Linked DNA regions of Homo sapiens: regions 2, 3 and 4 are each linked to region 1. The links are chromatin contacts, found by Hi-C or POLR2A ChIA-PET in ENCODE. All regions are on one chromosome and are shown on one strand. Each heading gives the region's core, a stretch centred on a gene start or an enhancer-like site at or near the end of the contact. The rest is flanking DNA. Distances are from core to core; before and after follow the strand shown.

What was found. Hi-C counts contacts between places; a loop is a spot of excess contacts on that map. ChIA-PET counts read pairs that join two places held with the same protein, here RNA polymerase II (POLR2A). Pooled maps may share reads with other maps.
Region 2: a pooled map shows a loop between it and region 1 (28-fold over the local background). The contact joins the promoter of MAP9 here to the promoter of TMEM184C in region 1. A Hi-C loop is called at or near these places in 6 of 50 pooled maps.
Region 3: a loop to region 1 is called in a map of naive thymus-derived CD4-positive, alpha-beta T cell, with 24 times the contacts of the local background. The contact joins the promoter of ELMOD2 here to the promoter of TMEM184C in region 1. A Hi-C loop is called at or near these places in 2 of 168 maps with a recorded cell type or tissue (both naive thymus-derived CD4-positive, alpha-beta T cell) and 5 of 50 pooled maps. POLR2A ChIA-PET finds 5 or more read pairs at or near these places in 1 of 52 experiments (activated T-cell).
Region 4: a map of B cell shows a loop between it and region 1 (24-fold over the local background). The contact joins the promoter of ZNF330 here to the promoter of TMEM184C in region 1. A Hi-C loop is called at or near these places in 3 of 168 maps with a recorded cell type or tissue (B cell, CD8-positive, alpha-beta T cell and naive thymus-derived CD4-positive, alpha-beta T cell) and 8 of 50 pooled maps.

The regions. Positions count from the first base shown.
Region 1 is chr4:147,616,011-147,618,710 of GRCh38, forward strand. It overlaps TMEM184C (transmembrane protein 184C), which reads left to right and starts at 1,387. Exons shown (of 10, transcript NM_018241.3): 1 at 1,387-2,069. The coding sequence starts at 1,947. TMEM184C-DT (TMEM184C divergent transcript) reads right to left here and starts at 1,235. Exons shown (of 2, transcript NR_186679.1): 1 at 1,078-1,235. RefSeq lists enhancers at 1,607-1,726, 1,757-1,806.
Region 2 is chr4:155,375,593-155,378,292 of GRCh38, forward strand. It overlaps MAP9 (microtubule associated protein 9), which reads right to left and starts at 1,373. Exons shown (of 14, transcript NM_001039580.2): 1 at 1,179-1,373; 2 at 184-322. The coding sequence starts at 258. RefSeq lists an enhancer at 826-1,255.
Region 3 is chr4:140,522,850-140,525,549 of GRCh38, forward strand. It overlaps ELMOD2 (ELMO domain containing 2), which reads left to right and starts at 1,319. Exons shown (of 9, transcript NM_153702.4): 1 at 1,319-1,431; 2 at 2,571-2,700. The coding sequence starts at 2,580. RefSeq lists silencers at 1,021-1,370, 1,561-1,680.
Region 4 is chr4:141,219,560-141,222,259 of GRCh38, forward strand. It overlaps ZNF330 (zinc finger protein 330), which reads left to right and starts at 1,336. Exons shown (of 10, transcript NM_014487.6): 1 at 1,336-1,549. RefSeq lists enhancers at 1,121-1,627, 1,628-2,132.

The sequences.
Region 1 (2,700 bases), core at 137-2,636:
TACAGGCTCCCGCCACCACAACTGGCTAATTTTTTGTATTTTTGGTAGAGACGGAGTTTCACTGTGTTAGCCAGGATAGTCTCGATTTCCTGACCTCATGATCCGCCCACCTCCGCCTCCCAAACTGCTGGGATTACAGGCATGAGCCCCTGCACCCAGCCTTAATTTCCATTTTTAAAGTAAGCTTAGGAAGAACAAACATAAGGCCTATTTTTCCGGTAGAAAGTAGTTTGGGTCAGGTTGTAAAATACAAATGTTAACAACTGAGAAGTAGGCAGTGAAGTCAAGTCCAAACAGACGATACCAAAAAAGGGGCTCATAATATTCCTTAGGTGTCTCTGTGAGACTCCTGGGCTAGGTGTACTCAATGTTACAAGCCTCCTTATCCGTATGGTCATTAGGCGGAAATTCCCCAGGTGGCAGGTACTAGCAGGTCAAATGCTTAAATATAATGCCCTTTGGAGTCACAAAGACCAAGGTTGCTATCTCCACACTACCACTTAACTAGCTCAGTGAGCCTGGGCAAATTTATCAGCCACTTGACTTTTTTATCTGTAAAGTGGAAAAATGCCTACCTCTCAAAATTTTTGTGCAGAACAACTTACATAATGTAGGTAATGAACTTAGTACAGTGCCTGTCCCCCTGAAAATTACAATTACAATATAAAACGCATTTGTATATGTAATTGAGTAGTAGATATTTGTTTACTCTATTGGTTTAGCTAAAGGCTTTAAGCATATGAAACTCCTTTGTCAGATGGAATGTCAACTTTTTAAAACTTAAATGAGTGCAAATTTTTAACACAAGTTCCAAATGTAGAAGGGACATTCCCTATTTGCGGTTAATTCTAAAATGAAGCTACCTTTAGAATGATCCTTCTGTAGGATCCAGAAATAACCAAGCGGCCTAGCCCCTAGATTCTAGCAACTGACAGAAAACTAGGTGGAGGTTTCCCATTCTTCCTTGTCTTCTTACTCCAGCGGGCTTCTGTATCCACTCTAGATTGAATAGGGGATGTTTTGTGTAGAGATGGGCCTTCTCTCTTCCAGTCCAACTCTGAAGTAACCGCCCCTTACCCAAGCTTTCTTTAAACTGGAATAACGCCAGCAGAAGAATGTAGTAGGTGTGCTTCAAGTGTCCTCAAATAATTCCCGCAGCTTCCAGAATCCTTGCAATAGCCCGCTGGACCATCTGCGGCAATTCCACCCACTTCCACGCACCTGCTCTTCTTTCTAACCCCAGTACGCAATCCTGCAGCCCCGCCCCCACAGCTGACCAATCAGAGGGCGCAAAGTGAGTCGGATGGGGCGGGCCCAGTTTGGCGCTGACGACGAATCACCTGCCTCAGACAGCAGGGGCGGAAGCGGAAAAGAGCTGAAAGTCTTGGTTTGGCCTTGGGTTCCGCTGTAGGGGAGGTCCCGTGCGAAAGAATGAGGAGATCCTGGGGCCTTACCTACTAGCGGAATCGACTGAAGAGACGCCTGCCAGTGCGGGAGGTAGGAAGCTCGATCCCCAAAGAAAAGAGCGAGTGGGCAGGCAGCTGCGAGACAGAACCGGAGTGTGCAGGGTCCCTAGAGGCCGGTTCCTGGTCTGTGCTGCTCTCCTGGAAGCCATGGTACAGGCAGAGCTCAGGGCGATCCCCAGGTGAGGGCAGCGGCTCTGCCTGGGATTCCACCGCAGTACAACCGGGTAGATGCGGGGTGGAGAAGAAAGGATGTTGCCTGCACTGCTCGCCAATAGCACCCTGAGAGGCTACATTTGCAGAAGCAGCAGCAGCAGAAGACACAGCGCCGGTCCAGGAGGCGGCTCGAGCTGTTCGTAAAGTCGCCCGACAGCTTTTTCTCCGTAGTATGCGAGTTGACAAAACAGCCAGAGAACAGGGCTCCCCATTACAATCTTTTCGAGATCTTTTCCCTTGCTAACCGGATCTGATTTGTGCGAAAACATGCCTTGCACTTGTACCTGGAGGAACTGGAGACAGTGGATTCGACCTTTAGTAGCGGTCATCTACCTGGTGTCAATAGTGGTTGCGGTTCCCCTATGCGTGTGGGAATTACAGAAACTGGAGGTAAGAGGGTTCTGCACCATCAGCCTGTACACTTTCTTCTACCCATCTATGGTTGGGAAAGAGACACCCTTACCCCATTTCTGCCCTGACAGTCCTGAAAACCATCTAATGTAAACGAGCCTACTCTTAGGATATAAACCTGTCTAATTTCTTGTTCACGGTTCTTCAAGTCATGCTACAGGTGGAGGTGGGACCGGGTCGAGAAAATAGAATATATTAATATAGCTGCTTAGAAGGGCACTGTTTTGCAAGTATTCATCAGTTCCCTGAAAGTAAGGTAATTTTATTGCTGAAATCTGATCTGTTCAGACATTGGACGAAACTAGGTCAAATAAACTACCTTGAAAACCATGTATTGAATTTTATTAGCTTTTAACTAGCTTCTTGAATCAAAGCGTTCTAGTTGTTTTAACTTTGGTGTCTGTTTTTACTGTGGAAATTAGCTCTTACCCAACAAAGGTTTTGCAAAAAGTCCCTTATATATATTTTTTGATGTCATATGCTTATTGTGACATCAGTAATGTACTACAAGCTGGAAAACCCCAAGGTAAATAACTCAGATATAAATATTATATAATGAACTTTAAATTCGGAGTTAATAAAACCCACCAAGTACTTTTACAGAGGAACA
Region 2 (2,700 bases), core at 123-2,622, 7.8 Mb after region 1:
GTCTTAAAACCATATAGGGGAGTTTGTAATACTGGATGGAGCCCAAACATGATCATGTGCAAAACCTCAAAAGTAATATAAGATTTACCCCTGCTTTATATAGGACTGTTCTAGAATCACCAATTTCAACCCATCTAATACAGTGTTTACACTGTGAAATGATTCCAAATAAAAATACTTTACCTGGAAAGTAGTTCTTTTGGTAACTTTTGGACTCTTTGTATATGCCAAAGTGGTGCTAAAAACTTCATCAGACATAGTGTATTTTTTCTCGTTACCTTTATAAAATAGCTAATTATTAGAATTCAACTTCTGATAGTAGCTGAAATATACAAAACAAATCAGACTTCGCATGCTTCAGAATTTATTTTATTACATTTGATTCTACTCTCCCCACAAAGGTCAAAGAAAAGCATCTGATATGAACATTGGGCTACATCTTCACTTAAAAAGGTTCTTGTAAAGAAATAGCAAATTCTCATAACAAGCTTGTTTAAAAAAATTCAAATGGAAGTTATCCTAAAATAGTTTTGCAACTACTTAAAAAGTCTGCAAATAAATGATTACAAGTTAATACGACAAAATGCTGCCAATTAAAATAGAACACCTTATTTTTCACCTCTCTTCTAAAGTATAACATTGCCTTCAAAATAAGTCACGTCTTATTTAAAAGGCCATCAAAAGGATCGTCGGCGTAAAAATTATGAGCACCACCACCAAAAAAAAAATGTATCTATATATTTGCATACAGCGCTATTCAAAGAAAAAGATCGTAATGCTAACCCGCAAACAGCCAGCGAGATGTATTGCAAGCCAATTTTTCCTCTCACAAAAGTGTTAAAGAGAGCCAGACAAAACGACGAAGCTTTCGCGATGAGCCGCATTAAAATCGCGGTTTCCCGTACTCGGAGCAGAGGCCTGGCAGGGCCGCCCATAGCGTTGTGCGCCCCGGGTTCCGTTCCCTACCAGGCCAGGTGACGTCCGGGTGCTCGCCGCTCCTCACCGCGCCGTATGCTGAGCACCAGCGAACGCCAGGCCCGTGCACGTCCAAGCGCGGTCTCTGTCCGGATCCCCCATGGCCCCCAGGTCCCGCTTTCTGTTCCCGGCCCCGGACGCCCGCGGCCAGTTCTCCGCGACCCTGAGAATCAAGAGCCAAGCATCGGGTAGGAGCTGCTCACCTTGGTCTGGGCCTGGCGGCGCCCGCAGAGCCGGTCCTGGACCGAGCGAGGAGGAGGGGCTAATAACAGAGGCGGAGGGCGGTTGCTAGGAAACAGCGTCTTCGGGAGGAAGTGACTTCCCCACCGCCGGGTCTCTCGGGTACCCAACACCGCTCTTCGGCCCAACGTGTCGCTGGGGCAACCACCCAGACGAAGGAAGTGACATCACCTTCCTGGGTCTTTGGAGAGGGGCTCATTATTGGTCGCTTGTGTGCATGTGCTGTTGCCTAGGAGACAGGACCCGCCCAACTCCCACCCAGATAGCCTTACTCTTGCCAATAGAGTAAGGGTCCTTATCTGCACGTGTTGCAAATAAAGCACATTCGTCGTTTTGCCACAGTTAGGACGTGAAGTTCTCTGAATCGAAGTACGGTGTCAGTGGATGGGACAGAATAGTACGGTAGTGAGTTTGCAGAACCCTGTTTCCGACTGCAGGTTTGAATCCTGGTACCCCTTTCCTACACACGTGATTGTCCCAAGTTAAGGTCTTTATGACTCAGTTTCTTCTTCTGGGGGAAAACAAAAGTGTACTAATAATAGACACCTGAAAGGTTGCTGTAAAATTGAATGAAATAATACAAGTGGAACACTTGGAAGAGTGCCTGGAATTGTATTCGATATTAGATATGCTCTTCATGCAACTAAGCCGCAAAGGGCCTGGAGAGACCTCAGCTCTTGTGGACACAACTGAAAGCCCATTTGACATCTTACTTGAATGTAAAACTCCCCCTCTTTGTATACTTAGTGAGTAATCTTATTCCAATCAAACCAAACAAAATGATCCACTAGGCTAAAAGAGCATGTGCTACTAAAGTAAACAAAATCAACATCATTTAATTCGCATAGGAAATTCTTAAAGCAAATAAAAACCAAAAACGTTTATTGAAAGTCTTTAAAATAATATGAATTTTTACTATTTTTAATTTTTAAAAAGCTTAATCCTAGTTGAATTATCTGAATGAATTCATTGACTAGTAATTAAACTCATACCTGGTATTTTTTCCACATCTCTAAAATATGTTAATATTTCACTAATTCAATTTTGTATAAACAAATCACATTGAGATAGAAATTTAATAAATCAATGTATTGAAAAACTAAATGTGCATAACAAGAAATAAGAAATTTAGTAAAATACAATGCTGTATTAATCAGGGTTCTCTAGATGGACAGAACTAATAGTATATATATATTATATTATATATATTATATAATATATTATATATATAATATATATTATATAATATATTATATATATATGTCCACTCATCTGTATCCATTTATGAAGCTGAAAATGTACACCACCTCTACACACACATACCCAGAATAGAAAATGCTCCCTATTTTCTATTAACTCATGGCACTACTGTTGAACCCTTCCAGGTTCACCTCATGCTCCTGGAACCTCCTTTCCACTGTAAAACATTCTCTCACTTTTTCCTCTATAATCGCATTCTTATCTTAGCTAAGCAAAACTATTTTC
Region 3 (2,700 bases), core at 69-2,568, 7.1 Mb before region 1:
TATTGTAGTGTCTATCCAGACTTCATTACCAAGTTCATTGTTGGTATGGGACAGGGATGACGGCTTATGCACCCTGCACATGGCTAGTGTTCTACAATTAGTCCATTTTTTAAACGCTGGTTGAGATGTGGGAAAGTATGTATCACTTGCTTCAATTCAAGGAGTTGGAAGGAATATACATATATACACTTGCATATAATATTTTTGGAATTAGAAACAAGAAAGTAATACTGGTTGCTTCTGAGCAAGGTGACGGAGGTATCAGGAGTTTTGGGTGGATGGGGAAATTTGTTTTCAGTATCAGTTGTCCTTTGTATTTATATTCTACTCTCCCCCTTGCTCTTTCTCCTCCAGCCACCCCGGCCTTCTTGCTCTTCCTCCAACATTTCAAAAACCCTCCCAATTCAAGGTCTTTGCACTTGTCATTCTGGTGCCTGGATCACTCTCCCTCCAGATACTCCCACAGTAAACTCCCTTACTTCGTTCAATGAGGCCAAAATGCCACGTTAATAATGAGACTTCCTTGACCACACTGTATGCAATGACTTCCCCCACAGACTCCCCATTACCCCTTAGCTAACAACCCCTATACCCTTAACATTTAGTAGCATCTGACATATTAAATATTTGGCTGTTTGTTTCGTGTTTGACTGCCTTTTGGAACACTGCCTGTGCTAACAATCAACAAATACTTGTTGAATTAAGAAACTTACTGCTTGAGGTTTTTAAAAAGTAATCACGAAATTACTTTTTCAACAAAAACAACCAGTTAGGGAATAAACATTTGATAAATTAACTTTTAGACCTATAGTATTATAGGATAAAGTCCAAACTTCGTTTCTCAACACATGGACTTTCCTCATCTGCCACGTATTGGCCACAGTCAAGTAGCCGGTTCCCTTTTCTCGTGCATAAAGTGGAGTTATTCATAATTACTTCACAGAATTAAGATTCAATGCAGATGAAAGCGCTTTTGTAACTAAGGCACTATAAGTTACCGTAAGCACAGGGTTTCTTCCGCGCTTGGAGCCTAGGAATAGTACAAGGTGTCAACCCGCGCTAAGGACCTGAGGTTCAAGGAGGGAAAAGTCTCCAGCGCAGCGCTAGGAGGCGCTACTCCGGCGCGGGGCGGGGCTCCTGGCCGCCGTTGCCAGGGAAACCGTCTGGGCGTCCCTAGTATCTGAGCCCTCGCGCCTGGGCCACTCAGCTCGACCTCTCTCCAGCGTTAGCAATAGGTGGAGCGCGGGCCAATCGGAAGAGGCCGGAGGGGCGGGGCGGGCAGTGGCCCTGGGAAGGCGGGTCCGCGGCCTCGCTCCCTGACTTCCGGGTCGCGGTGCTTGAAGGGAGTGTTCCGTCGTTTCCGTTGCCGGCTGTTTGCAGTGGGGAAACCGAGGCAGCTCCTGCTCCCCCTAGTTCTTCCGCTCCTGTGAGGTGGCTGCTGTTTCTTTTCCTCTTGCCCCGGATGCCTCGGTGCGGCTGCACTGAGAGCGCGCGGGCTCGCGAGCCCCGCGGGGTTCTGCGGGAACCCGGGGGCGCCTGGGCCGGCGGGTCTTTGTGCGAGCCCTGCCCTCCCATTCGCGGGCGGCGCGCGAGGGGGGTCGGCGCAGAGACGCCCAGAGCCCTGGGGTGCTCAGGCGCCGCTACGCGTGCATCCCCTCTGCTCGGCAGTTCTGCGCTTTTGTCCTAATGAGCGCGGACTAGATGGCTTGATTTTCAAGATAATGATCAACCCAGCTGTGCTATGCGCTCTTTCTGCACTGACCTGCGGGTACTTCGAACTTCGACAGTCCCTCCTCAGGCCCTAGTCCAGAGGTGACGTGTCTGTGGGAATGTTTAAGGCAGGAAGGAGACGAGCAATTTTGTTTTTAAGTATCTCCCTCTCACTAGTATCTCCCTGACTTTTTCATTTAGAAGCTGAAGAATTTTCTTATGGCATAAGATATAGTTGTATCGAGTGTGTACTTAGCAAAACAAAAACTTGTTAGTATTTCTGCCCTTGACCTATTGAATGGAAAATCAAGAATGAGCTAAGGTGTTATATACTCAGTGTTCAACTTGTATACTTAAGTTTGTAGTGTTTTTATTTGCTGGCATCACCTGACTGGGACAGTTGTAACGAATTATCCACATGGGATAAGAAGAGTGTATTCTATAAAAACAACTCTGATGTTTTGGTATATATTTTAATTGTTGATTAGTTGGAGTCCTCTTGATCTTGAACTGTTGAGCCCCAGTTCTCAAAGAATGGGAAGTTAGGAAACTAAGATATGAAATACAATTATTTAGCAAAAAGTGCAAACCATTCTGTTACTCTTTCAAGCCATTGAATAGTTTGAGTACATTGTTTGAATTTTAGTTTTGAAAAAGTGATTAATTGGCCATTTGATCATCAATTAATAGCGGTATATATTACACCTGCCATTGTTTTTAAATGCCTAATTAAACTGTCAAAACAGACACAATGAAATGATAGATACATAATTTGAGATTTGATCAGTTGTATAAACTTTTTAAATTTTAAAATTCAGTTTAAGGTCATTAAGCTTGTCTTGTATGTTTCCCTCCTCCAGGAAAAAAAAATGTTTATTTCTTTGTGGGAGTTCTTCTATGGGCACTTTTTTCGATTTTGGATGAAATGGCTATTACGACAGATGACTGGGAAGTGTGAATTGCAGCGAATATTTGATACCTATGTAGGTG
Region 4 (2,700 bases), core at 86-2,585, 6.4 Mb before region 1:
CTTCTCCTTTGGCAGCGTTCATCCAGTGACTAAATGTCATAGGTGTATAAAGGTCCAGCCCAGTTCCCCTAACTCAAGACAACTCTGAAGGGATATCCCAGATTCAAAACGAGGCCTTCACTGAGACGTCACTGCAGGTCAACTCTTCCCTCTGCTCAATCCTGCTTCCATTTCTCCTGCAGATGTTGTTCCCCAAAGCATTCCCTAACATACTCATTATACTCTTCTCTGACTCAGAGTATGCTTCCTGGGGAAGCCAACCTAAAACAGTTGGTGTCAGGAGTGGTTCAAGTTAGGCTAAGATGGGATTTATGATTCGAATCACAGGCCATGTGACTATCAATGAGGACCCCCTCGGTGGTAGGTGTAGGACACACAGACCTCGGCACAAGGTAACAGTGCAATAGTTACAACTTTCATCAGTAATGAAACTGGGGTGGTATTCTAACGTAACTGGGGTGGTATTCTAATTTATATACGAGTAGGTAAAATGTATCAGGCATTTGAGAACTATGAGGGAAATAGTAACCTTAATGACAGTGGCATTGACTGTTATTGCTAAGTAAAATTGATTCTTTGAAAATAGCAAAAGGCTGAGATGGTTAATTGGCTATCAAAATCTAAGAGTAAATTCCAGAAGGCCTCTTTGGTCCAAATAAAGAGGCTTTTATCTCCTGCAGGGGGAGGGCAGGAAAAGCACAGGAATAGGCCTGGTACTGAATCCTAAGTGCGGCAGAGCTCCGAAAGAGATTAGGAAACCCAGCTTGGTCGGCTATGCAAAGGTGGAGGTGCTTGATCGGAAGGAGATTCTGATGCAGGGGGAGGATCATCAGGTTTCAGTTAAAAGCAGGCAGATTACACATTAGAGGTAGAGAATGTGGGATGATTTGTTCACAAAGGAATGGAATCCAGAGGGCATAACAGAAATAAGAGACAGGGGAGGCTGGTACGGAAGTTCATCAGGCAACTGAAGGCACAGTTTGCGCAGCAACCAAGAAAAGGTGGGATGTGAGGCACGCAAGATGTAGAGGTGGGGAAAGGTTTCCAACAGAATTCAACATGAATTTGCTGTTTGAGTCAATTGATCCAGTACCAAGTCTGTGAGTTCATTTTCCTCTTCCTTTTAGATTTCTCCTTTTTCTAAAAAAGTAAAACTGAGGGGGCCTTCCCCTGCTTTCCCTCCTTCTGCTTCCCTATTTTCCCTCGCATTCCCTTCCTTTTCTGCAGATCCTCTGCTTAGGAATGGGGCATTGGCCCCCGCAGGAGTGGGCGGGGAAGGGGCGGAGCGAACAGAGGTGGGCGGCTCCCGTCCTATGACGTCAGCCGTAAGGCGCTGCTGTCGTAAAAGGACGTCCGGTCCGTCTCCTAGTGTCCGGAATCGGCTGTCAGCCTCCCTGGCTGTTAGTACCTTCTTTCCCGGAGTCCTGGTCCACGAGTTGGATTTACTGCTGTCGCGGGTGGGCCTCACGCCATTCCCTGTCCCTCGGCCCCCTGAGTGAGTCCGGTCTCCCGGCGAAAGTGAGCGAGGTTTGCCCGGAGCGCGCACGAGGTAGGGTGTCCCGCGGGCGGGTGACGGTTGCGGGTCCCCGTTGCGGGTCCCCGAGCCGCCTGGCACCTCCGCCGCTTCTCCCCTGGACGCCCCTCCGCCCCACTGGGTCCTCCAGCTCCAGGCTGGACTCCTAAAGCCGCAGTGCCCCGTGCCTGTTTCCTCATTTGGTGACACACGCAGTGCATGCAAGAAGTTGGAGTGTTACCGGAAAAGGGCTTGAACCCGTATAAGGCTGAGAAGAAGATTCACTCTTTTGAGCGTGCAGAACAAACTGGAGGGAAAAAAAAATGAGATTTAACTTTATCAGAGGATTCAGAGGATATCTCTGAGGACGCAGAAAGTTAATCCGCATGATCACCTCGTGATTATTTTCTGAGGTTCTTTGGCCAGGGCAGCACGCCCTCTAGATTTTGTCATTTTACATATTGGAATGGTGCCTTAGTGGTCTGGGCGTTACGTTACCGAAATAACCACCTATTAAATCTGGCTATTTTTCAGTTGCTACCGTACTGCTTACCACCTGTTTTGTTTTTTTTTTAATTGAGCATTCAGTTCAGAAAACTTCAGTTTAGAAAAATCTTGTATTTCAACTAAATGATGAAAATTAAACATACTCTTAAACGTAAATTTGAACCCCGTTAAAATTACATGCTCACTGCGTGTAGAGGGAAGAGCATTTGTTAAAGTCAGAGCAACTAATACCTTAAATATCTTCAGAATGTTTTGACTTTGTAGTTAATAAATAGTGTTATTTGTTGACTGTTAGATGTTTTGTTTACATATTACATAGGAAAAATTAAACTTGTTATACTTAAGGTGTTGGCAGCGTCAGGTCATCTGAATATATAGCTCAAAAAAGTGATATAAACTGGCTAAATAATGCTCTTATTAATGATTTTTTTGTTTTTGCTAATGATACATGATTCATTTGTTTTAATGAGGTGCAGAATACTTTATCATTGGAGAAACTTTTTTCTTAGTGGGAAAAGAAGACTAGTTTGTCTTTTAGGGTAAATTTTTTTGACGTTTACATTTTTAGAATCGTTAGTGCCAATAAATGCGTTAAGGATCACCCGCTTCATTTGGAATAATATGTGCTTAACGTTTCATAAGGCTTAGAATGTGCTTAACTATCGAAAGGATAGAGTTTA